Regions from separate parts of the Mus musculus genome. Here regions 1, 2, 4, 5 and 6 are each linked to region 3. Evidence: chromatin loops called from intact Hi-C (ENCODE). Cell type or tissue: heart. All regions are shown on one strand. Region 1 overlaps Idh3g (isocitrate dehydrogenase 3 (NAD+), gamma). Region 2 has its middle 11 kb from the start of Pnma3. Region 3 holds the start of Slc6a8 (solute carrier family 6 (neurotransmitter transporter, creatine), member 8). Region 4 overlaps Hcfc1 (host cell factor C1). Region 5 overlaps Abcd1 (ATP-binding cassette, sub-family D (ALD), member 1). Region 6 overlaps Avpr2 (arginine vasopressin receptor 2).

Region 1 (4,000 bases), 110 kb after region 3:
ATGTCTATGTCCTTGTGCCGGGTCACCACTCCTGGCAGGCTCTTACAGTGGATGACGTTGGCATAGAGGTCTAGGCTGGTGCTGGGGGAGTGACAGGGAAAAAGTCAAAACAGACCCAATTAGCAACTAACCAGGGTCATGAATGCCAGAACATCCCACCCTAGCCTTCACCAAGCCACTAGTCTATGTACATGGCTCTCACCGAAGGATGTTGTTTCGAGATTTGTGGGATGGTGGCAGGTTATGATTTGTTTCAATGTTGCCTACAGGACAAAAGCAAACAAGATAGGCAAGTTAGAGAGGAATCCTCTGGGCTCAGCTGTGTTGACATATCCCGCTATGTAATCCAGGAAATGTTCACCAAAGGTTGATCCAAGTGGAGAAGAACATTTTCAGAAGCAAAATAGTTCATTGAAGTCTAGGATGTAACTGCCATTGTGAGCAACTCTGATCTTTTGAAGAAAAACTAAGGGTTAAAGCAGATTCTAACAGAGGCATGTGAAGTGAAGGAAGAGGTGGGAGAAAGCCACTGAGCAAGATTATACAGGCTACCGAGATAAAAGAGCCATGCTATTAACAGGCCCACAAAAGCCTCTACCCAGATGCCAAGAACAAGAGTCATCACGAATCAGAAAATCCCAGAAATTGGAGCCATGGGAACCCACAAAAGTCAGTATATAGGCAAAAGGAATCATGTATAGCATTCCAACCTGGCCCCTGAGCTCACCCTTCAGGGCCACACGGTTCCGGCGGATGGCCATGATGGCATTGCGGATGTCCTCCTCATCAGCGTTGGAGCTTACATGCACCTCTTCAAAGTCCACCGGCACACATGCATGCCTGCAGTAGAGTCAGACTAAAGATGCTAGCCTAGAGCCTTCCACACCCCCTCCTGAAATCTATACCAATTTTTCCCTGCTGCTTCCCACCTTGACCTGGCTCCAGCTAAAAGGGAACCATACCAAACAAGAGGGTCACAAAATTCTGGGGGGCTTCCAGCTGGGCCTGGGATTCAATCTTCCCTGGGAGAGAAGGCAAGGGCCAGCCCCTCCATACCTGAATACAGACTTAACATGCAACATGAGCTCTGGGCCGATGCCATCCCCTGGGATCATAGTCACTGTATGCCGCCCACCATACTTAGCAGATGGAGGCTGGAAGAAGGGAGAGGGTGAAGGTAAACCTTGGATACCTCAATGTGTCAGTTCCCTTTTTCCCACCAGCACCAATCCACAGGCCAGCCAAGGCAGAATTGCTGTCCTGGGGCTCCTTATCAGCATCCACCACCTCCTCAATCCCACCCCAAAGCAACTAAGAGCCCCTCAAATCTAATACAGACAATACTCACAATTGTTTGTTGCTAGAGGGAAGACAGAAAGGAAGAAGACATGGGTCAGCCAAGATTAGAGGAACAAGGCTGTAAATAAGGAACTGGGATTTCTTTTTCTCTGGGGACGCTGTCTAACACAACTCAAAGAAAGGGGAGGTGTGAGTGACCTCTGGAGACCATGCCTCAGAGGGAAAGGACAGGAAGGCCAGGGAGCAAAGACACAAGGCATGTGTGTATGGGCACATGTATACCTAATACATATAATCTCATACACACGCATTATGTTCATACACACAAACACACACACACTTGTGCACACGTGGAAATATATGACCACAGCTCTCCCCCACATGCATGTGTTCATATACAAGCATACATCCAAGGCAGGTACTTACTGAGGAAATGCTCCTTCGGGGGGCCACATGGGCAGCCAGAACCTGTCAAAGAGAACCCAGATGACAATATTAGCTGTTCAGTTCTAAAAGTCAAGTTGGCAAGAGCTACCCTAGCTCTTAGCAAAGAGGAACTGATAGTAGTAAACAACAGTTCACAATGTGTCCAGGACACTCCAAAGCCCCTCTTATCAACAATTGTCCCACAGGAACACCAGACAAAGTTGCCTCAACACTTCACTACCCTTGTGGGTCAATATAATAAAAACTGTATGAGGAAGGCACCGAAGTTTTAATTCCAGCACCCAGGAAAATAGATCTCTTTGAGTTCAAGGCCTTGGTCTTCATAGTGAGTTCTAGGCCAATCACAGTGACAGAATGAGGCCTTGTCTCTAAAACCAGAACTGTCTGTCCCCATCCCTACTTTTGTATTGGCTTCTGATTCTCTTTTGGCCAATTATCGTTGTTGTTATTGTTATGTGTATAAGCAGAAAGACTGGCAAACTTGGCATATTGCAAAAGGAAAATCTCAGCAAGCCACCAACTCTGAGTGATAATTTCATGTCTTTCCTTGTTTTTCCTTATTACAAAGCCAATACATGGTCAGTATAGTAAATGCAAAATGGAAAGGTAAGGAAGAAATAGCCACTGCCCTGAGGTAAGCACTGTCACCCCTAGGGAATGGTCCTTCAGAACAGAAATAAAAATCAAATGTGTAGAAAAATACAGCCATTTCTGGAAGACCGATGACAGACAGTTTCGCAAGGAACTGTAAGCTGCTTTGTGGTGTAGCTTGGATGATTGGTAAATGTCCCCAATCCCATGAGTGGGAAGCAGCTATGTTTGGCCATGCTGGTGACACTCTGACAGTTTCAGAGAAAAGGCTGTTTGGGCCAGATGGACCAGGTACTAAGAAGTGACCCACTGTCCTGTAGGGAGAGGCTATGACCTCAGCTCCACAGGAAAGGTTTCTTCCCCTCCCTGCTGTGCCCCACTCATTTAGGAATACCTGAAGAAGTAGTGGCATGGTACCGCCAAGTTCTTCCTTGTAACTTGAGGATTCTTTGCCACTCACCCATCAGACAGTAGCACAATGTTCTATCTAATAGCTGAGACACTATAGCCATTTTCTAGAGTCATACATTCTTTCAGAAAGATCAGAAGGCTCAGGTAGAGTCTGACCATTCCCCTCTGGGTTCCCCTGGCCCACAGTTACAAGATACTCAGTTACCTAGTCACTAATAATGAAGGAATGCCACTCAATAACCCAAGCCAAGATGTAGGAAGGTTGACCACTAGGATCAAGCCCTAAGGGTCCCTCACCATATATGTAGCCACATGCATACTTGTTTTCTTTCTAGTAATTGCCAATATCAGATTCATCTTGTCTGTAGGGTCTCCATGCCTTCCTTGAGAAGGTAGCATAAATTTCCCCTCTTCCTGGGAGTCTCCCTAGACTGCTAAGTCCTACTTACACCCTACCCCCTACTCCTCTAAGAGACATCACTCTACCTGATTATCACCTCCTTGCTCTCTTCCTAGCCTATGAGAATAGAGTACATATTTGTTTCACCCTCTACTGTCGCTCCAGGATCTAGCACAGCACCTGGTCCAGAGCTGGAACCACAGGTACATTTTCTAGGTGAATAAGCACAGCAGAAAATGAAGAAACAGATGGAGACCAAGGATATCTGAGACCAAATCCACCATCTGCTACTCTACAAATGGCTTTGGATCTACATAAAAAAATCCATGGAACAGAAGCAAGGCATGGCAGCACACATCTGTAGTCCTAGTACCTAGAAGGTAGAGGCAGGAGGATCAGAAATTCAAGATCATCCTCATATACAAAGAAATCTTAAGGTCAGTCTGAACTACAAGAAACTTTGCTTCGAAAAACAAAAGTGTTGGGGGGGATTAGTCAATCCATAGAATGGAGACAACAACTTCATTTGTCTGCTGAAAAACTTAACCAAAAGGAGGTATTCAAGCTGTTCACAAGCTCCAGCAGGATGGAGATGAGCTAAAGTATACCACCTTTCACTCTACCAGCCTTTTAGAGTTCAAAACTAGCATCCTTGGGAGATAACTCCCAGTAGTTAACTCCCTTTGAACTGTAGCTGTGGCAATGATCCAGCCTTCTAAGAGCCTGCACCAGGTGTGGCTCAAAATCTGTGCAACTCATTCACAGATGGCAACAACATTGCTAGGGCTGAATCTATCCCACAGCTGCCTCCTATGCTAGATGTTACAGTGGTCATTGTCCCAGTCCTAGAAA
Region 2 (4,000 bases), 620 kb before region 3:
AATGAGAGGCATTTTCATTCAGCACAACACATTCTATTCTCTGGCCCTATAGATTGGTAGCTGCCTTCTTAGTTCATTTCTTATGTAAAGCAAAACAAACAAACAAACAAACACACACAGGGTTTACTTGTTTCTAGAGCGGCTAGGTTTCCTGCTGAGAAAGACACAGGCCCAGTTTCCCTTGCTGGCAGACCTTATGCTGAAAGAGATCAACTCATAAAACAGCTTTCGAACTAACTTTTTACTTCTCCTTCATTTTAAAGGAAACTGCTTTGCAGTGACTGCTCTTAGTAGTCAACCACCTATGCCTTGTGGTAGATAATTGGACAGGGAAAAAACATGTTTAAAGTTTATGTAAGTTCTGAAAAAAATGCTGTAAGGTGTATAAATACAAGTTATATGGATCCGAGAATGTGAACACTTTCTAAGCTGTGTGGGTCTACTGAAAGACCCACAATCTGAGGACTCCCCCACGTTCTGACTCAGGAGATGTGACACCCCAAAATCACCCACAAGAAACGGTCTTGCTGCAAACTGCAAGAGGATTTTTATTCAAGAGCGCTCTCAGCCCCACAGTCATACACCACGCAGGGGTAGAGGACCGTGGCGCCCTGAGTAGCTGGGGTATTTAAAGGCAGAAACCACAACTCAAGGAAGTGGGGAGGGCGTTGTTGGAAAAAAATACCAAAGATACCAGTTAAGAGTCACAAGGAAGTGCAAAGTCACAAGTGTCACAAGGAATACCTGGTATTTGTTCAGGTTATCTCTCAAGACAGTTTCTAAGAGCCCCTAACAATAGCACATTCTTTGAATGAACACTCTTTGAACCCAGGAAGCAGGTGGGTGGAGGAATGTGGCTATCTGTTTTATGATTAGCATACCTTGGAGCACTGAGTCACAGAGGTCACATTCCCAAGCCTGGGCCTAAAGGCCTAGAATTTTGTTTTTACGTTTTACTTTTTCACTACAAAGTGTTTAAGATGTGTAAATGCAGGTTATAAAGTGAAAGGGGGTGACAAGGTATGTAAAAATGTTTCATATTTCTTTCCCTCTCTGTGCTATTGTTATACTGAGATTCCAAAAAGTCACAAGCTCGAGATTTTAAATTTTCTTTGGTTGTTTTCTAAGTATAGGTTTAAAAGTGCTGGCAGTGGTGGCGCACACCTTTAATCCTAGTACTTGGGAGGCAGAGGCAGGTGGATTTCTGAGTTCGAGGCCAGCCTTGTCTACAGAGTGAGTTCCAGGACAGGCAGGACTACACAGAGAAACCCTGTCTCGAAAAACAACAACAAAAGTGCTCCTCTTAAAATTCATGTGAAGCTCCTATCAGCTGGAAGTTGTAGAAAATGACTATGCTGCCCTTTACTATCAGATGCTAAGCACTAGGCACTGGTGGGCAATGGCAGCGTCTGCTTGCATCCTCTTTTTCATATACCACCTGTTTCATAAAAAATAAGATATCAAAGGGAAGTCAGAAGATATGCATATAAACCCCATCATCGACATTGTTTTCATAGCTTTCTAGTTTGTTTCTCTTTTTTTCTTTTTGCACTTTATAGTGTTTGTGTACATGATCTCATTGGAAATACACACTTTAAGATGTAAAAGGGGACGGGGATGGGGGGTGGGGGGAGTAGACCAGTTTTTTCAAATTCCGGAGACATAAGAAACAGAAACAGAACATATATATCTGTTTGTGTGTTCTGTGTGTTGACTCCATAGCAGACTAATCAAGCGTTTAAAGCCTAAATTTTAGTGATCTACAAGCCTGTGATGAGCGCAGGCGCATGAATATACCAGGGGCAGTCGCTAGCAGAGCCGGAGACTAAGTAAGAGTACGCTTGCGCAAGCAGCCATTTCCTGCAGCCTTGAGCTCAAGTCGCACTGACCCCAGGGAAAAGCGACAGTACAAACCGTGAAATGGCTGCTAATGAGACTGGCATCTGCCGAACCTTTCCTGAGGCAATGTCCGGGCTGACCGCTAGATGGTGGTAGATGACCACAAATGGTCCTGGCTGGCCCAGCGAGCTCCTGCTGCCCATCCCCCACTCCCATTTCTCCTATCTCAGGAGGTGGTTAGCTATGGTGGAGGACTCCAGGGTTTCTTCACATGGGCAGTCTGCTGAAGCAACTGCATTACTTGTCCTGATCTCAAAAAGACAGCCCTTCTTTTTTCCATCCCCCACTAATGAGTTCAGCTCAGCCACGCCCCAGCTCTGTTGTGGGAGTTCAGTTCCCTGTGCATTTAATAAGCAGGGGGTGGAGTGTGGTTGGGGGATTGGGAATGAGGTCAGGGTGTGTGTGTGTGTGTGTGTGTGGTGTGTGTGTGTGTGTGTGTGTGTGTGTGTGTGTGTGAGAGAGAGAGAGAGAGAGAGAGAGAGAGAGATTAGGCCTAGCTGTGGAGCCACATTTTGTCTAGTCCCAGTGGTCATGGAGCCTCTATTTGTTTAAATGTAAAAACAGAAGTGGAAGAGCAAATTTGTCAGAGCCAGGGCTTTTTTTTTCCTACCTGTTTTTTTTTCCTTTGACAGTTATATACCCAGGCAGTATATTGTAAACTGTTATAATATTCACTTCCCATTAGACTATGCTAGCCCTCCTTCCCTCTCTCTGAACTCCTTCCCACCTGGTCCTGACAGTTCCTCCACTCATTTTTTTAAAAACAATCTCTCTCTCTCTCTCCCCTCCCCCCTCTCTCTCTCACACACACACACACACTGCATTGCTATACACAACCTTCCATCACACTCTGCTATTACTCTTCCCTTCTCTCCAAACTCCTTCCTCCCATCAAGTCCCAGCAGTGGCTGCCCCTATTAGAGAAAAAAAAACTTCCTTCACTAACAACTATTGCCAATAGCTCCTGAGGAAATAATGAGGCCACATGGGCATCTCCCCTGTCCACGGTGGAAAGTTGGAAGGCCCAGTCATGTGCAGGTATCCATAGTCTAGCTTTTAAGTCCTTACCTGTCTTCTGTTATGTTCCTTAGGCCTGGAGAACAGATAAGAAGCTGAGCATGCTCCAGTCACTTACTCTCAGTACATTGGGCAGTTATGCATATCTGTATTAGCCATCATTCCCTACAAAAAGGAGGAAACACCCTCATTGCTCTCTATTGATCATATTACTGGATGGTGCTATGTGAGCTGCCAGTGGAGAAAAGGCACCAGGGAAGTTATCCAGTGGCAGATCATGTCTGCTAGAACCCTGACCAGTCAGACAAGATGTGACTCATGGTATGATAGTGAAACAGTTATTTGTGCATAATAAACCACTCTGTGATAGGATTTCAGGTTTATTCCATGGGTGTGTTGTGCAATGGAGATACACAATGTTTTGTGTGTCAACTTGACACAGCTGGAGTTATCACAGAGAAAGGAGCTTCAGTTGAGGAAATGCCTCCATGAGATCCAGCTGTAAGGCATTTTCTCAATTAGGGATCTAGCAGGGAGGTCCCCTTGTAGGTGGTGCCATCTCTGGGCTGGTAGTCTTGGTTCTCTAAGAGAGCAGGCTGAACAAGCCAGGTGAAGCAAGCCAGTAAGTAACATCCCTCCATGGCCTCTGCATCAGCTCCTGCTCCCTGCCCTGCTTGAGTTCCAGTCCTGACTTCCTTTGGTGATGAACAGCATTGTGGAAGTGTAAGCTGAATAAACCCTCTCCTCCCCAAATTGCTTCTTGGTCATGATGCTTTGTGCAAAAATACAAACCCTGACTAAGACACACACCTATAGCTTTTGCATAATCTGCTGCAACTGATCAATTGAAAACTCTGATCCTGTTATATCAAGTAAACTTGCCCCTTTATATCTTAGCCTCATCCACCATTGTCTCCTCCCCACAGGAAGCAGACAATGAGAAACTATGTCACACCCTTCATCTTAATCTCTCCTCGGTGTCTGGAATGAAGGGTAATAATCTGAAATCCCCAGATGGACTGAAAAGTCTAATATTCTGAGTTTAAGACAGATAAGAGGACTGCTGGGGCAGGTGAGGGAGCCA
Region 3 (4,000 bases):
ACCCCAGCAGGAGCACGCCCTGGAGAGAGCCTGCCCGGCATCGGAAAGTCCAATGCCTTTGTTCCCCCTAGTGTTCCACATCTCCTAGGAACTGTCCCTAGACACACAAACTGTCCCCATCAGTGCACACACTTCCACAGTTATCTGGGTTGGAGCACACACCATAGGCACAGAGGCTGTTTGACTTTGTTTTTTAGCTTCTTGGGAAATGGCTCATGGGTAGCTATTAGGGCAGTTGTTTACAGTACTTCCTTCTTTAGCCTCCTGACCATCAACTGAAAGTCAGTAAAGAAATAGAATCAACATGAATGCAGGATGTCGATGGGCAAGTGCAATGTCTTAGTTAGGATTTTACTGCTGTGAACAGATACCATCACCAAGGCAACTCTTATAAGGACAACATTTAATTGGGACTGGCTTACAGGTTCAGAGGTTCAATCCATTATCATCAAGGCAGAAGCAAGGCAGCATCCAGGCAGACATGGTGCAGGAGAAGCTGAGAGTTCTACATCTTCATCTGAAGGTTGTTAGTGGAAGACTGACTTCCAGGATGAGGCTCTTAAAGCCCATGCCCACAGTGACACACCTACTCCTATAAGGCCACACCTTGTAATAGTGCCACTCTCTTGACAGAGCATATACAAACCATAACATGCGACCTAAGCCTGGGGCTAGTCATTAGAGTATGGAGAGGTTCAGGCCCTAAGAAGATGAGGTAGGTAAGAAAACTGCTGCAGGAAAGACTGGCTGCAGGGAATCTAGGGTAACCCACAGACTGGGGAGGAGGGGGGGGAGAGCTGGAAGGTGGTATCATTACCAGACAAGAGGTAAGTGGGATCCCATGGAATCAGGTCTTGAGACCTGTCAAACTTATGCCCCTGAGATGTAAAGGCCCAGGAATCCTCAAGGTCACATTGGTTATCCTTAATGACCTTTGATTTCTGTTTCCCAGTTGCCTCCACCCTGGCTACCTTCTGAGCCCAGAAAAGCAGTGGCAGTCCCAGGTGCCTAAGTGTGGGTGACTGATACCTTAAAGTACCTCTTCGTGCCTACGTGGAGATGATACTACTTCCTTATGTTCCTGTACCTGGGGTTGGCGCAGGCCTCTTCACCCAGATGCTCATCACAGGCCCAGGATGGAGGGATGCCCTCACTCTTACACTCAGTCTTGACTTCTTGAACTCCAAACCTCCCCACACACAGCAGTGACCATCTCCTCAAAGTGCCATCAGCTCACCCACATGTTTCTCAGCCTACTACGTCCTTTGTTTCCCAGTCCAGCTCCCTGGACAAGCAGGATCTTTTTTTTTTTTTTTTTTTGCTTTTTTGCTTTTTCAAGACAGGGTTTCTCTGTGTAGCCTTGGCTGTCCTGGAACTCACTCTGTAGACCAGGCTGGCCTCAAACTCAGAAATCTGCCTGCCTCTGCCTCCCGAGTGCTGGGCTTAAATGCGTGCGCCACCACTCCTGGCACTGACAAGCAGGATCTTAAATTCCCAATAGAACCCATATCCAGTTCCCACTTCTACAGCCTGATTTTCCTGCTATTGACTGGACTCTGCCCAACCTCATCCAGATAACTGTTGTAGCAGCTCCTTTTCCTTTGCAGATCTTTATACTGCAATGGAGTCCTTTGTGCTCATTCCTTGGGATCCTCTTTTTTCTTCTCTTAAATGACCCCTCTCCTTGTTCCTTGGATGGCTCCAGATCTTCCAGGATATATGTGCTATGAGTAACTATGAGTAACTCTTCTATGGCCTTTGTTTCTCCAGGAGGACTTTGGTTCCATGCTGGAACAAACATGGCTCAAGTTAGGGTTTTGTGATGAGCAAGCAAATACACACACACACACACACACACACATACACACACACACACACACACACGAGAGAGAGAGAGAGAGAGAGAGAGAGAGAGAGAGAGAGAGAGAGAGATCTTCCTGATAGCCTGGGTGGAGATGCTGCCCCTCCTTCCCTCACCTATCAGGCTCAATCTGGCTCTGGCTGGAACTGCTTTTCTTTCTAAAGCTGCCGGATGGCTGCGGGCTTAGCTTGATGGGATGAGCCATCTGGGGACTTTGGTGTCTGATCAGATCAAGGAATTTGGGATTGAAATGGGCACGCCTCACCTTTCTAGTCCACCCCAGGCTAGTGTTGGCCTTGGAAAATTCCCAAGAAGCTGCTCTGCTGATGAAGAGGCCTAGAAGTCCCTGAGCAGGCAGGTTACTGAGCTTAGAGGGAGGGTCTGTACATCTACCAGGCACCAGGGGGCAGCCTCACCCTATTCTTACCCCAGTATCTATAGATCACAAGCCCTACCCACCCCCACATCAGGCAAAAGGTGGACAAAAGGTGAGTTATCATGGAGTCCCCTTCTGTACCTTGGTGACAAATTGTAACTCTGATCTTCGACCAAGCAAGCTACCCTTTGCCCACTCTGGAGACAAACAGAAATTGATCACACACAAAGCTGATACCATGATCCTCAGCCTCCAGGCTGTATCTTTGAGGAGGCCTAAATGTCTTGAGACAGCTCAGTACTTCTGGCAAAGTTCCACAGAACTCTTGGAGGACGATTCCCCCCCCCCCCCCACACACACACACACACTCCAGGCCAGCGCAGGGACAGTCCTTCAGAAGGCAATCGCACAGGGCACTTACTTTGGTGCAGGGACCAAGAAACTTTGCACCTGGATATCCAACTCTCCCTAGGTCCTAATTGGGAAGTGAAGAGGAAACATTAGGCAGGCAGGACAACCTTGGTGAAGGATGGTCCACCGGGAAACGAGATTCCAGGCTAGAAAGAGTGGAGAGAAGGGAGAAGGACTAAGGATGTCTGGAGGTCAACTAGAGACTCCGTTTTCCTGGTGGTTCAGAAAAACCTGAGGGGACTTTGACCCGACCTGAGCCAGGTGATCCTGGAACGAATGGAGGTTCGGCCCACGAAAAGAAAGTGCTGGCCAGCGCCCCAGGTAGCAGCCATCCTGCTCCCAACTGGAGCAGCGTCTCCTCTAGAGGAGGAGGTAGGCGGAGTGACAGGGAGGGCGGGATGGAGGGGGAGGGGGGGAGCGGTCGGGTCGTGGGGGTGGGGCGACAGTGACATCACCGGGAGTTGGTTCTTAAGCAGCAGCGGGTCGCGTCGGGAAAGAGAGGGACAGTTGGAGTGCCAAGGCGAGTCTTTGAGTCCGCCGCGGCCCGGAGAGCGGCTGTAGCCGCCGCCGCCGGGAAGGAGGGGGCTAGTCGTACCCGGGACCACCGGAGCCGCCAGCGCCAGGAGAGCCGCAAGCGAACAGGACAGCCACTTGGGGCTGGGCCGGGGCCGCGGGCCTCAGGCCCCTTGCTCCGGCCGCCGCTTGCAGACAGTGGGCTTCCGATGCCACCCGCGACGCGCTAGGGTGAGCCTCCGGCAGGGCGAGCAGTCCTCGCTGCAGCCGCCACCGCCGCCCGAGCCGCGGGCAGGAGTCTCGGGAGCCGCCGCCGCCCGGCCAGGCTCCACCGCCGCCCGCGCGCTCCCGGGCCCCCGACACACATGAGATTCTTCAGGCTCACTTTCAAGTGCTTCGTGGACTGCTTCTGACTGCGCCGCCCCCGCCGTCCCGCACCCCTCCCGCCCACCCGTCGCCCCGTCCCCCGGCCCGGCCGCCCCCGAGGCCCCCGGGCGGGCCCGCGCTTTCGGGGCCCTCTCTCCAGGTGCCACCGGAGCCCCCTCGCCCGCCCGCCACCCTCGAGGCGCCGCGACCCCCGGCCCGGCCTCACGGCCCCGCTGGGGCCATGGCGAAAAAGAGCGCTGAAAACGGTATCTATAGCGTGTCTGGTGACGAGAAGAAGGGTCCTCTCATCGTGTCCGGGCCCGACGGTGCCCCAGCCAAGGGCGATGGCCCTGCGGGCCTGGGGGCGCCTGGCGGCCGCCTTGCAGTGCCACCGCGAGAGACTTGGACACGCCAGATGGACTTCATCATGTCGTGCGTGGGCTTCGCCGTGGGCCTCGGTAACGTGTGGCGCT
Region 4 (4,000 bases), 280 kb after region 3:
CATGGTAAGGTTAACTGGGGCTTGGTGCTGTTAGAAAAGGATCAGTTTGACTTTCTTACTTGTACTTCCTAACTTTTCAAGTGGCAAAGATGGAGTTCTGTGAGCTCCTCTCACAAGGCAGGGAAACTAAAGTTTGTTTTTATGACAAACTCTCACAGGCACAGCAGGTTCCACCCCACTATCCAAGGGTACCAGTTACTGGGCAATACTTACATCTGACTGAACAGCATCATCTGGTGGCAGAAAATAGTGTGTCACCATTACACTGGTACCCTTAATGACCCCCACATCAAACCACTGGTTCTCCTTTTTCACAGGGGCTTTGCTGGGTGGGGGTGGCAAGTCCGGTTTCTGGGGAACAGAAATGAGATAATATCAAGCCCTTGTGGCCCAAAGGCAGTGCTGCCCTATCTCCTAGGGCCAGTGACCCAGACTCACCACACCCAGGGACTCAATGCCATTGGCCACTTCAGTAAGGGTAGCTGCAGCCTGCATCTTTGCTGGACTAGCTACAACAGGCTGGGGAGCCACAAATGTGTTAGATGGAGCCAGGCCTGGAAAGAAACAAAGTATCAGCTGGGAGAAGGTACTGTTTTGAGGCAGAACCTCCACGCCACTTTGTTACACTGTGTTCACCTCCCATCCGTTCAACTCTATTAATGATTTACCCCTGCCAAAAAGCAGCCCAGCTTACTCTCGGTAGCTGTTGAGGGTAGCAAAGCCACGGTGCTTGGGACAGCACTAGCTAACTCGTTGAGGCAGTTGCTCTCGATGGATGGGTCATTGAGACTGTCAGCTGGGGCCAGAGCCTCAGTGGGAAGATGGTGCTGTTGCTGGGCTTGAGCTTGAGCCTCCTGGAGCTGCTGCTGCTGCTGCACCAGGGCTGCAAGCTCCTGCTGTGTCAACACAATGGGTATGGTGGTAGCCTGACCCTCTTGGCCTTCAGCTGAAAGGTGACCCAGTTCTGCTTGTGTCACTGCTGCTGCTGCTTCAGATGTATCCATGGGCTCCCCAGTGCCTGCTCCAGGACCAAGAAAACTACTATTCAAAAAGGAACACAAGTGTGCCTAGCCCAATGGGCAGCAATGGCGTCCCCGAGATTTCGTTTCCCTAAGCATTTTTATCCTGCCCACACCTTATTATACCCCTCACCACTAGGTCCCATGTCTCCTCCCTGGACTACTCGTTCTACATAAGCCTCTCTTGACTCTCTTGAGTTACATTGTACACCCTCACAGGAAGCAGATCTCAAGTAGCCCCCAAATGGTGCCTTAGCCCTCTCTGTAAGGCTGTCTGTCACTCATCCTAAGGGGCCTATCCCTCAAATCTGCCAGCTGATACCTACCCATGACAGCCTGCTGTGCGGCCTGGAGCACAGCCTGGATGGCCAAGGCTTGGGCTTCTTCAGTGGCTGCAGCTTGAGCAGCTGCTTCAGCAGCAGCAGTCACTGCCAGCTCCTCTGGAGTGAGCCCTGTTACCATAAGGGTTGTGGTGCCCGCCTGGGCTTCAGCCATCAGCTCTTGGGGAAGTGATAACTGGTCTACTTCAGACTGTGTGGGTGGGGGTGGTTGGACCACCACAGTGGCCACGACAGCAGAGGTGGTAGGCTCCTGGCCTGAAGATGGGTCCCCAGTGCTGCTCAGATCCACGGCGGCCTGGAGCTCAGGGGTCTGGGAGGCTGACAGGACCTCAGTAGACTCCCCCATCAGGGGTGTGGAGGCAGACTGCAGGAGTTGCCGTGGAGGCAGCTGCTGGCGAGGCCCTGGTGAGACCTGGAGTTCCTCTGGGGGCTGCAGGATGTCAACAGCAGAGAAGGGCATGTCAGAAGTTTCTGTGTTGGCTATGGTCACTGTTATCGTGGCTGGGATGGGGACTTCGGAATTCAGAGCCCCTGGGGTAGTCTCAGTCAATGATGAGATGTTCTAGAAAGGGAGAGAAGCCCCCGTCAGAGGGAGAGGGGAGGAGACAAAGGCTAGAACCAGGCAGTGGGGCAGAAAAACAAGATAGCCTTTGTTTTGTCCCTGTAGGCCTATGGTATCACCCACAACATTTATCTTGGGTAAATGTAAATGAGGAATGTGAGTCAAGAAGCATCAGCAAGGGTGTGACAAGAGGAAAGCCCCTGGGTCAAGTTTCCACTCATGCCCAGAAGACTTCACTGTAGAGACAAATGATGGGGAACAGCAAAGAAGGAAACCAACAGTGGAGATAAAGTACCAACGCTCCTCTAAGGGACTGTTTGCCTCCTGCCTCCCAGGCACCAAGATTGCCCTTTTATGGTCTAGAAGAACAACCAAGGAACAATACCATTCTGGAACAAGGGCGACATCTAGTGTCCATTTATGGACAGCACAGATGAAAGTGGGCAAAAGGCCACAGAAAGGATCCTTTGGGGTGAGGCTTACCGGCACAGAGGGACCAGGGACTGGTGTAGACTGTGTCACAGTGGTCACTGCTCGTGGCAATGTAGAAGACACACTTGTAGTGATAGCACTGGCACTGGTGATATTTGTGCTGTCACCTTGGGTGCTTGCCACCTCTCCTTGGTCACTGGCAGCTGGTGGAGGGTCTGTGGGTGTGTCAAAGGGGAGATCAGTTGACTCTCTTTGCTTTTACCACCACAGGTTTCCTAGGATTCACCCCCCCCCCCCCGCGCAAAAATAGACTATCTGTACCTCCTCTACCGGACACTTCTACTTACCTTGGTTTGAGCTCATGTTAGAGGTGACAGTGGTGGCTGTGTGCGTGGTACCTGTCTCGTGGGTCTCGCAAGGAGGGTTGGAGCATACCCTCTGTGTTGGGAAAGAGGCCAGCAATGTGGAACCAGCCTGGGAGGTGACAGTGGGCACTGCTACCACCTCTAAGCCCGACTCCAGGGTTCCATGAGAGGAAGTAGCATCAGGAATCAGGGTACCCACACTGACTGACATAGTGGTGCCAGTGGAAGTGGTCTGGTGTGTCTCGCAGGGATGGCCACTGGCAGGCTGTTGTCCACCCTCAGGCTGGCCTGCACCTCCATTTGATGTGGCAGTGGTAGCTGTGTGTGTGGTGCCCGTCTCATGAGTCTCACAAGGCGGGTTGGAGCATACTCGCTGAGCACTGCCCGCATTGGAGGTAGTGGCGGTGTTGGTGGTACCCGTCTCATGGGTCTCACATGGCGGGTTGGAGCAGACTTGGGTGACAGTAGCCGAAGGGCACAGCAGTGCCTCTAGGGCTGTCATAGTCATGGTGCTGCTAGGAGAGCTTGCCTGGAGGCTCTCATATGTAGATGTGGGGACCACCCGAGCTGCACCAAGCTCCCCAGCAACCATGATAGAGCGGGTTGTGGTTGGGGTATTAGTTGTGTAAGTATGATATGTCTCTGGTTGGCGCCCTGTGGGCATGTCCTTGCTGCTGGGGCCACTTAGCCCAACTCTGACACTTGGAAGGGCTAGTTGCACAAAGGCAGGGCTGTGGCTCCCAGACTCCAGTGCCACACTTGGCCTAAGCAGGGGGCCAGCTGAGCATGGAGCTCCAGTGGCCTGCACAGTCATGGTGGTGGTGGTCATGTTGGTCTGCTGGGTTTGGCACTGAGGCTTCACGGTACCCTGGACTCTCTCCAATGCCCCAGGAGCCACAGTGATCCGCACTACAGTGGGGGTGTTAGTGGTACGACGAGTGTCTCGCTGCTGCCCAGTGCCCATGCTGGACATTGCTGTAGTGGCAGTGCTGGTGGTGCCTGTCTCATGAGTCTCACAGGGGGGGTTCGAGCAGCCATGCTGCCCAGCCATGTTGGAGGTGGCTGTTGTGGCAGTGTTGGTAGTGCCCGTCTCATGGGTCTCACAGGGGGGGTTTGAACAGACACGGACCACATTACCATTCTGTTGTCCTACAGCTGAGGTCACAAGTGAAGCAGCTGTCTCCTGTCTGTCACAAACAAACTGCACCTGGGTAGGTTGAGGATGTCCCCCAAGGTTAGCCACAACAGTGGTGGTAGCTGTGTTGGTGGTGCCTGTTTCAT
Region 5 (4,000 bases), 47 kb after region 3:
GAGGCCACGACCCTGGAGGATTCTAACCCAACCGATCCAGGGGCCCCAGCACCACCGCGAGGGCCTAAAGCAACAGTCTCAGGGATCACTTCAAGGTTTCCAGTTGCCTAGACAACGAGCCCTGGGTCAGAGCAACAACCCTTCCAGGATCTGTCTGCAACTGTAGCCTCAGGCAGCAGTTCCAGCCCTCAGCCTGCTCACCAGTCCAGGTGACATGCCGGTGCTCTCCACTCCCCGGCCCTCACGGGTGACCACGCTGAAGCGCACAGCTGTGGTCCTGGCCCTCACAGCCTATGGAGTCCACAAAATCTACCCTCTAGTACGGCAGTGTCTGACTCCTGCCAGAGGTCCTCAGGTGCCAGCTGGGGAGCCCACTCAAGAGGCCTCTGGAGCCACCGCAACCAAGGCTGGCATGAACCGGGTATTCCTGCAGCGGCTCTTGGCGCTCCTGAGGCTGCTGTTCCCCCGAGTCTTGTGCCGGGAAACAGGGCTGCTGGCCCTGCATTCTGCTGCCCTGGTAAGCCGAACTTTCCTGTCTGTGTATGTTGCCCGCCTGGACGGCAGACTGGCCCGCTGCATTGTACGTAAGGACCCGCGGGCCTTTAGCTGGCAACTGCTGCAGTGGCTCCTCATCGCCCTTCCTGCCACTTTCATCAACAGTGCCATCCGCTACCTAGAGGGCCAGCTGGCTCTTTCTTTCCGAAGCCGTCTAGTAGCTCATGCCTATGGACTCTACTTCTCCCAACAGACTTACTACCGAGTAAGCAACATGGATGGACGACTTCGAAACCCTGATCAGTCTCTGACAGAGGATGTGGTAGCCTTTGCTGCCTCTGTAGCCCACCTTTATTCCAACCTGACCAAGCCACTCCTGGATGTGGCTGTGACCTCCTACACTCTCCTTCGAGCTGCCCGATCCCGAGGAGCTGGCACAGCCTGGCCCTCAGCCATCGCTGGCCTGGTGGTGTTCCTCACAGCCAACGTGCTTCGAGCCTTCTCTCCCAAGTTTGGGGAGCTAGTGGCAGAGGAGGCACGGCGAAAGGGGGAACTGCGCTACATGCACTCTCGAGTGGTGGCCAACTCAGAGGAAATTGCCTTCTACGGGGGCCATGAGGTGGGGCAGGTTGAGATGCTGCTTAAATAGCAGAGGAGGTGGCTGGGAGACCTATTGCAGTCAGCTATAAGCAGTAAGGGAAGCCCAACAAGGCCTTCTCAGGCTGATGTTAAAGTTGTAGATAGACACTGGGACAAGCTTGGGGGTAGGCTTTGGATGGCTATAACCTTAAGATGCAGAAATGGAGAAATGGCACCATTGGGTGGGAACTTCCCTGTGCTGGCTGCCTGCAACCTCCAAGCCACTTCTGCTTCCTTGGTAAAATTGTCTTGGACATTTTGGATTCTAGCTTTGGATTCTAGTGATTTGTGATGCTACTGGTCCAGCTTACTCCAATCTTGCAGTCAACCACTCCTGCAGCCACCTGGGAGGAATTAGACTCCTACCATCTCTGGGAGCATAGGACAGAGCCTGCTTCCTAACCTCTCTTGCCTCTCTGAGCCCTTTGAAGGCTGGCGTCCAGCAGAGTTGGCTGGCTGGGCTGTCCAGTATTATGGGCATGACTCAGCCCAAGCAGAGGTTAACAAGCAGAGCTCAGCACAGTGGCTACAGCAGTAGTGTTGCTGCTCAGGGTCAAGGCTGTCAGAACCCCAGGCACGTCGGGTTAGTTACTGACAGGCTTGGCAAGCAACCTGCCTAGTTGCCTCCCTCCCTCCCAGGGATAGGGATACCTGGCCTCTGCCATAGAAGCCTGACAACCTTTCTCACCCCCACCCCTGATGTCCTACCCCCAGTGTAGCCACCCTTCCACCCAGATCCCAGCTACTTTATGAGGTGGGCTAGGGCCAGGGATGCCTGGCAGACACTGAGAAAGGCTACTTTAAACCAGTGTAAACTTTATTCTCTGACAGCCCCTCCCCTTCTTTGTGCCTCTTGTGGTTGCAGCTGCCTCAGGCCTTGTTCAGGCTTCTGGTTTCGGTTCCCTAGTGCTTGGGGCGGGGGAGGGATACAAAAGCACCATTTCATGAAGGCCTGTGTGTTTCCTGGGTCAGGTAGCCACTTGCCCCAGGACCTTGTCCCATTGGCTGCATTTCATATGTACAATCAGTTTTGTCCTCGACTTTTAGAAAGGATTTGTCTTTACACTCTGCAAAGAGGTTCTCTGGTCACAGTCAGGTTTCAGATTAGGAGAAAAAGTGCATCACCCTTACTATAACCCCAGTTCCATTCTCTTCTCCTGAATGCTGGGCTGCAGGGCTTTGGCAAGCTGCCAGGGCCTTGGGTGAGGCACTTGGCACAGTACTTGTAGCTGTATCATCAACCTTAGCTGGCACTACTATCAGCTTGAGGCACGAGCCTAGATTACCAGCGTGCAGCAAAGGTGGTGCACTCACTTCAGGAATGAGAGGCTGGATTTTTGGAAACTGGGCTGTATGAGCAGTTCTAGGCAGAGGGCACAAAAGAGAGAACACTGGTATTTAAAGAGACTTCCTTTGGGCTAGTTTCAGGAAATAGCAAATTAAACAATAGAGTTCACTTGCTGGGACTCAGAGACCTTGTGTAAACCCTTGGCCTGCTTGTCTAAGCCCCTTATGTAAAGCTGTATGGTATGATGGGCCACCATGGGTGGATTGACTGCCCTTGTTGTATAGGCACATGTCCCACTCTAGTCCTACTGGTTGCTGTACTGTGGACATGGGCCTGGATTCAAGTCAAGAGTTTATGAAAAGGGGACTAACTGGCTGACTGGCAGGCGAACAGCAGGGTATAATTTCCTTACTAGAATTTCAGACAGTGCATATGCATGTGTACATACATGTATACAAGCCTCTTGCTTAAAAGAACAAAGTAAATCTTAAGTCATCTTCATTTGTAAGAATCTGGTTATTAGGCTGAGGCAGGAGGTTCATTGTGAGTTCAAGGCCAGCTTGGGCTACATAGTGAGTTTCTGGGATACAGAGCAAGGCTGTCTCAAAACATAAAAGCTAAGCATGGTAGCACCTTTAATCACATCACTTAAGAAGCAGAGACAGGAAAATCACCACAAATTTGGGGTTGGCCCTGGTTTACATAAAGAATTCCAGAGCAGCCAGGGCTATATAATGAGACCCTCTCTCTCAAAAACAAAAACAAAACACAAAAACAAACAAAAAACCAACCAGAAGTCTGGTTCTTTAGAGCTGGAATATAGCTCAGTGGTAGAGTACTCACCTAGTACACTCAAGGCCTAGAATGCCCAAGACTCTAGGTTCTATCCATAATACCTCAAAAGTAAATAAAAATCTGGTTCGCTTAACAGCCCAGTCCATGCAGTTCACATTTCTACACTCCTTGCTACTTCTAGGCAACATGAGCTTGGGCAGGTCACTTTGTCTCTCTGCTTATGTGTCCTAGAATAGACATGAGAATATGCACAATAAGGTGTATGGCAGTAAATTGGGAGAAAGAAGACAAACAGTGGCATAGAGGTGGGGAGCAGAACAATCCAAAATACAGTCACCTTGCCATGACTACTTGTGGCTACTCCTCTGAGGCCTGTCTGACTGCGGTTCCTATCAGGATTGAGAGCGTATTCACCTGGTTTGGGTGGGGAATCCAGTGTAAGTTTCTCACAGAAAAGAGCCTGGGAAAGAAACAGGGCATGGAGATTGTTGACTGAGTTTTACAAAACCAAGAACTTTATCATTTGCTCCGTGCTATTCTTAGAGCTATTGATCATGATGTCTGGGGCAGGGAGGCACTAGGAAGGAGCCAAAAGAAATGGGGTCAGCAGAAGATGAAAGACAGCTAGCTGCCCTCAGGGACCTGGGTTCAGAAACTGCCCAGGCAGGGTATAGAGAGGGAAGTGGCGAGTGACCCAACCACAGTAGTAATTGAAAGAGAGGGTAGGAGGTTCCCCTACCATCACCCCTATTTGAGGCTTGGCCCTACCACAGACACAGTCCC
Region 6 (4,000 bases), 220 kb after region 3:
GCTAGCCTTAACAGCTGTACCAACCCCTGGATCTATGCTTCCTTCAGTAGCAGTGTCTCCTCGGAGTTGCGTAGCCTGCTTTGCTGTGCTCAGAGGCACACCACACACAGCCTGGGTCCTCAAGATGAGTCCTGTGCCACAGCCAGCTCCTCTCTGATGAAGGATACACCCTCCTGAGTAGCTACTGGGCTCTTTCTATTCAAAAACCCATTGTAGCTTAGCTGACTATCTAGGGTTGGCCCTGGGAGTACCAAGAAAGGGTACCTTGGTTATCCTTGGTCCTCCCTAGGTGACATTGTCCCCAGGTATACAAGAAGGAAGGGTGTAAAGAAACCTTAACATTGGCTCCTTTGTTGCCAGACATGGGAAGCAACTGGGACAGATGCCTCAAGGTCTAGGAGGAGAATAGGCAACAGAGGCACTTGGGCTTCCCATTCTGGCAAGTACTCTGCAGGTGAGGAAGACTCCCAGGGAGCTGGAAGAAGGACCAGGATAGGACCAATAGACCTTCCTGTCATTCCTCCCTCTGTCTGTCTCCCTAATAAAAGTTGCAGTTCATTTTCCACATGGAAAAAATTTCCTTGGACCAGGTATATGGTGGGCACAGAAGCTGAAATACAAAGATTCGCACACCCATAGACATACCTATGTTCAGGAATCTGTGATATAAGCAACCAAGACTGTATTTTTGAGAGCAGGTCCCCAGGTGAAAATAAACAGCTCCATGTCAACCTTCTGTCTTGGCATCTGGTCTCTAGCAGTGCAGGCTCTGGGAGTTGCCCTGCACCCTACCTGTTCAGCGCCCCCCAAACAGCACAGGCTATTACAACAGCAACCAGCACATGGGGTCTTTATGAATTACTGCCACTTCCATATTTCACAGCCACAGCCCAAGGCTTCCAAGCAAAGGCATAAGAGGAGCTCATCTCCAGCTTCCTTCCTTTGCTACCTCCCAAGAGACCTAGAAGAGGGCTGAGGTGAAGCAATAGGCCTATGTGGAATGGTGGGCTTGGTGGTGGCTGCTGGAGGTAAGCTGCCTCAGACTGGCTTGCGAGTTGAATCTGGACCCTGGGGATGGGAGGTTGAGGGGGAAATTGGAGCCCCAGGTCCCCGGGAGAAGACTTTGTTTTTGCTGATGCTGCTGCAGGCCAGGGGCGTCAGAGTTCCTAGACTCGGGGAGGCTGTAGATGCTAACCCATGGCCCTGGCGGACAGCAGTCTTTCCCAAGAGCTCCTTAAACACAGAATTCATGTTCTGTGCCACAGCCTAGCAGAAAGGAAAAACAGAGAGTGCCCAGTGAGTTTCTGCCAATCTCCAAACTAAGGCCTTGGCTACCATACCTTAGCTAGACCAGGCTAGGCCCCCTCTCCAGGGGTCATGGGAGGGACCAGTTGAGACTCCAGACCACCTTCCCCACTCCATTCCACCTTCCTTCCTCTAGTCACTTTCAGTGTTACTTGTGGGATAGTAACTTCTTGGTCTTGTTCTGGAGGGTGGGGGCAGCTTTGAGCCCTGGGTTCCCCCTCTTTCTACTCCTACTTTTTCTCTGGCTGACACCACAGCTTCTATCCATGGCCTCTGATGCTGTAAACATACAAGGGACTCCTGGGTCAGTGTTTTCCCTTGGGTCTTCCAGCTACCAGGCTTTAGCTCCTGTGTTTTTACCAGCCTGCCCTAGGATCCTTAGGCCTAGGAGTGGGACCATTCTTCCTCAGACTTAGTAACAGTCTTCAGGGTTTTCCTGCTCAGTCTATAGGGTCTCACAGAACCCACTGAATAAAGGGGACTCCTTAAGTTGTACCACTCATCAGAGCCTTGTTTTGAGATTATTTTGTTTCCTCAGCCAGCTGCCCCTCCTCCTTCCCCACCATTTGTCCTCTCACCTCACTCTCCCTAGCTTGCTAAGCTCTAGGTGTCAGCCTTGAAGTTTGTCCTGGAGCTCCTTGCCCATATCAGTCTAAACAGTCTGGCTTCTCTCTAACTCAAGAATGTTGTGAGTCCCATACCACAACTGGGCTCATGATCTGCCCTCTCATCTTTGCCTCTGTGCTCCTACACTTGTCCCTGCCACCCTGTCTCTTTCCTCTTGTCCCCATGTTCCTCCCTAAATTGTGACTTGACTTGCATGTCTGGTAACAGGTGGTAACTGGGACCAAGGAGAGTAGGAGCAATGAGCCTCACCTTGGGGAGGGCAAAGAACATGTAGAAAAGGCGCCCCCTGCTGGCTCCATAGCCAGTCCTGGCTTTTACCTTATCCATTTCCACATGTCCTTCAGGGGAGGTAGGGACTAAACAGGGTCGTCTGTGCCTAGAGGGGCCCAAAGCCTCAGGTGGGGTGCCTAGTTCCAACCTACAAAGCAGAGATAAAAAAGATTGGCAATGGCCCTAGGAAATCCTTGACCCAAGCTGGCAGTGCCCATCTTAGATATAGTCAAGGAAAAGGATGAGCCTCCATAGTCCTCAAACTCTTCTAGAACCTCTCCAAGTTACAAAAAGGCTGACTCTGTTCTATCTACACTTAGTGACTTTTATGCAACAACTCCTCCAATCCCATGTGACTAAAGCCTGAGCCCACACCCTCAAGCTTAGCAGTGTAGGTAGCCTCTGGCCCACTATGCCTGCTGCTTCTAACAGCACACAAGTCAAGAAGAACCCTCTGAGGAGTTTTCCCAAAGGCCTGCCTTCACCTGGCTTACCGGTTGGCAAACTCCAACGTCAGGAAGCCCTCTGGATGGCTCACAGATTCCCCCATGGCCTGTAGTCCTGAACCAGCCATCTGCTTCTCATCCCTGGGCAAGGAAAAGACTGGCTTACTTTGGACTCTTTCCTGGCTGGAGTTTGGAGGCCAGTGGCCCCTGCCTCAATCAAAGGAGTTGAGAATGATTGTTCTTGAGCCCAACCAAGACCCATAAACTCTGGCTTGGGGTTGGGGAGGGCAGCAACTTGGGTTATAACAAGTCCTGTTTGAGATGTCTGAATGACAGCAGCTACTTCCAGAAGGAAGAAAGCCTGAAGATCTATACCCAGTAGGAGCTAAAAAGCAACCATGAATACCACCACTCAGGAGATCCAAGGCAGATACAATGGGACCCTCCCTAGGGCTATAGCTCACTCACCCCTCACAAAGTGTGATGTACTTATGGGGAATGAGCCCCTGCACACCAGCATGCTCCCCTCGCCACCAGTCACTTGATGCCCGAGCATACAATCGCAGCACATCCCCTCGCTGGAATGTCAGCTCCTGGGCCGTACGACCAGTGTAGGCAAAGCAGGCCACAGCCTCCAAAACTCCCTCCTGGTCTATGGGAAAGAGAGGGTCTGGCTGAGGGTAGAGTAGGTACACAGGAAAAAGATGGGGTAGCGTCTCCCTGCTCCTTTCTCACCATCCTCCTGAGCTGTGGTCCCAGTTTTCAACTCCAGCTCTGGCTCCCCAATGAGGCTCTCCAACTGGCCATCCCTGATGTTTCAAGCAAAGTAAGACAAACTTGCCTCCACTAGACTCCCTCTGCCCCAAGAAGCCCCCAAGCATACCCCAGGCAGCTGGCAGAAGGTGGTGCCATGCATTTCTCATAGATGGGGCCTGGCAGCATGGCTGGAGGTGGGAAAATCCGTGCTGGTTGCAGGATAAGGGTCTGGACCAGCTGGTTCACTCGGCCTTGCAAGGCTACTGGGTCTTGCCCAGCAGGCACAGGCAACAGTGTAGGCCCAAAACATACAGCCAGGTTGTAGGAGTCCATCATGTTCTCATCACTGTACTGGGCCAGGCTGGGGAAACACGAAGATCACAGGCAGGGAACTCCAGCACTAGTGACCCCTCCAATCCCAACAGCCAACTGGCTCCCCAGAAGTACTCACTGGTTGAGGAAGGTGAAGAGATAGCGTAGGACCACTAGCACAGGTCTGGGTAGTTTGAATAGCAGATGGCTCACAGGCTCTACTCGCTCACCCACAACTTCCAGTTCTGTGGCCAAGGCAGCCCAAGAGAGCAGACTGAGTAAAG

Evidence for each region. A loop is a pair of places that touch in the nucleus more often than their neighbours do. Peaks named below come from ENCODE experiments on the same cell type or tissue, not always from the same donor. Only the 100,000 strongest peaks of a DNase experiment are listed, where the experiment ranks them.
Region 1: it touches region 3 in a loop (2.6-fold over the local background); 4 of 42 quality-filtered maps call a loop at or near these places.
Region 2: it touches region 3 in a loop (5-fold over the local background); 4 of 42 quality-filtered maps call a loop at or near these places.
Region 4: it touches region 3 in a loop (2.9-fold over the local background); 5 of 42 quality-filtered maps call a loop at or near these places.
Region 5: a loop joins it to region 3, with 2.3 times the contacts of the local background. A loop is called at or near these places in 3 of 42 quality-filtered maps.
Region 6: it touches region 3 in a loop (2.9-fold over the local background); 2 of 42 quality-filtered maps call a loop at or near these places.

What each region holds. Positions count from the first base shown.
Region 1 is chrX:73,780,950-73,784,949 of GRCm38, forward strand. Idh3g (isocitrate dehydrogenase 3 (NAD+), gamma) reads right to left here. Exons shown (of 13, transcript NM_008323.1): 2 at 1,726-1,767; 3 at 1,349-1,360; 4 at 1,057-1,154; 5 at 728-840; 6 at 203-263; 7 at 1-81. Among named protein-coding and RNA genes, the nearest start is that of Idh3g, 3.9 kb to the right of the region's middle. In heart, no CTCF peak of the experiment used is centred here; no DNase peak of the experiment used is centred here.
Region 2 is chrX:73,052,115-73,056,114 of GRCm38, forward strand. No RefSeq gene overlaps it. Among named protein-coding and RNA genes, the nearest start is that of Pnma3, 11 kb to the right of the region's middle. In heart, a CTCF peak has its summit at 1,985 (motif pointing right); a DNase peak (open chromatin) is centred at 1,947; H3K4me3 peaks cover 308 bases.
Region 3 is chrX:73,670,021-73,674,020 of GRCm38, forward strand. It overlaps Slc6a8 (solute carrier family 6 (neurotransmitter transporter, creatine), member 8), which reads left to right and starts at 3,113. Exons shown (of 13, transcript NM_001142809.1): 1 at 3,113-4,000. The coding sequence starts at 3,769. It overlaps Gm32261 (predicted gene, 32261), which reads right to left. Exons shown (of 3, transcript NR_166888.1): 2 at 2,659-2,794; 3 at 387-1,788. In heart, a CTCF peak has its summit at 2,257 (motif pointing right); DNase peaks (open chromatin) are centred at 2,251 and 3,121; H3K4me3 peaks cover 1,626 bases; H3K27ac peaks cover 1,276 bases; H3K27me3 peaks cover 1,283 bases.
Region 4 is chrX:73,946,497-73,950,496 of GRCm38, forward strand. It overlaps Hcfc1 (host cell factor C1), which reads right to left. Exons shown (of 26, transcript NM_008224.4): 17 at 2,702-4,000; 18 at 2,406-2,569; 19 at 1,346-1,790; 20 at 695-1,018; 21 at 439-554; 22 at 214-351. Among named protein-coding and RNA genes, the nearest start is that of Renbp, 18 kb to the left of the region's middle. In heart, CTCF peaks have their summits at 242 and 2,341 (motif pointing left); a DNase peak (open chromatin) is centred at 2,345.
Region 5 is chrX:73,716,817-73,720,816 of GRCm38, forward strand. Abcd1 (ATP-binding cassette, sub-family D (ALD), member 1) reads left to right here. Exons shown (of 10, transcript NM_007435.2): 1 at 1-1,114. The coding sequence starts at 215. It also overlaps a transcript of Bcap31 not described here. Among named protein-coding and RNA genes, the nearest start is that of Abcd1, 2.2 kb to the left of the region's middle. In heart, no CTCF peak of the experiment used is centred here; DNase peaks (open chromatin) are centred at 1,805 and 2,335; H3K4me3 peaks cover 1,119 bases; H3K27ac peaks cover 1,228 bases.
Region 6 is chrX:73,893,698-73,897,697 of GRCm38, forward strand. Avpr2 (arginine vasopressin receptor 2) reads left to right here. Exons shown (of 3, transcript NM_019404.2): 3 at 1-731. The coding sequence ends at 177. Arhgap4 (Rho GTPase activating protein 4) reads right to left here. Exons shown (of 22, transcript NM_138630.2): 16 at 3,856-3,961; 17 at 3,532-3,765; 18 at 3,384-3,457; 19 at 3,117-3,300; 20 at 2,697-2,789; 21 at 2,251-2,350; 22 at 655-1,266. The coding sequence ends at 1,039. Among named protein-coding and RNA genes, the nearest start is that of Avpr2, 3.6 kb to the left of the region's middle. In heart, a CTCF peak has its summit at 2,223 (motif pointing left); no DNase peak of the experiment used is centred here.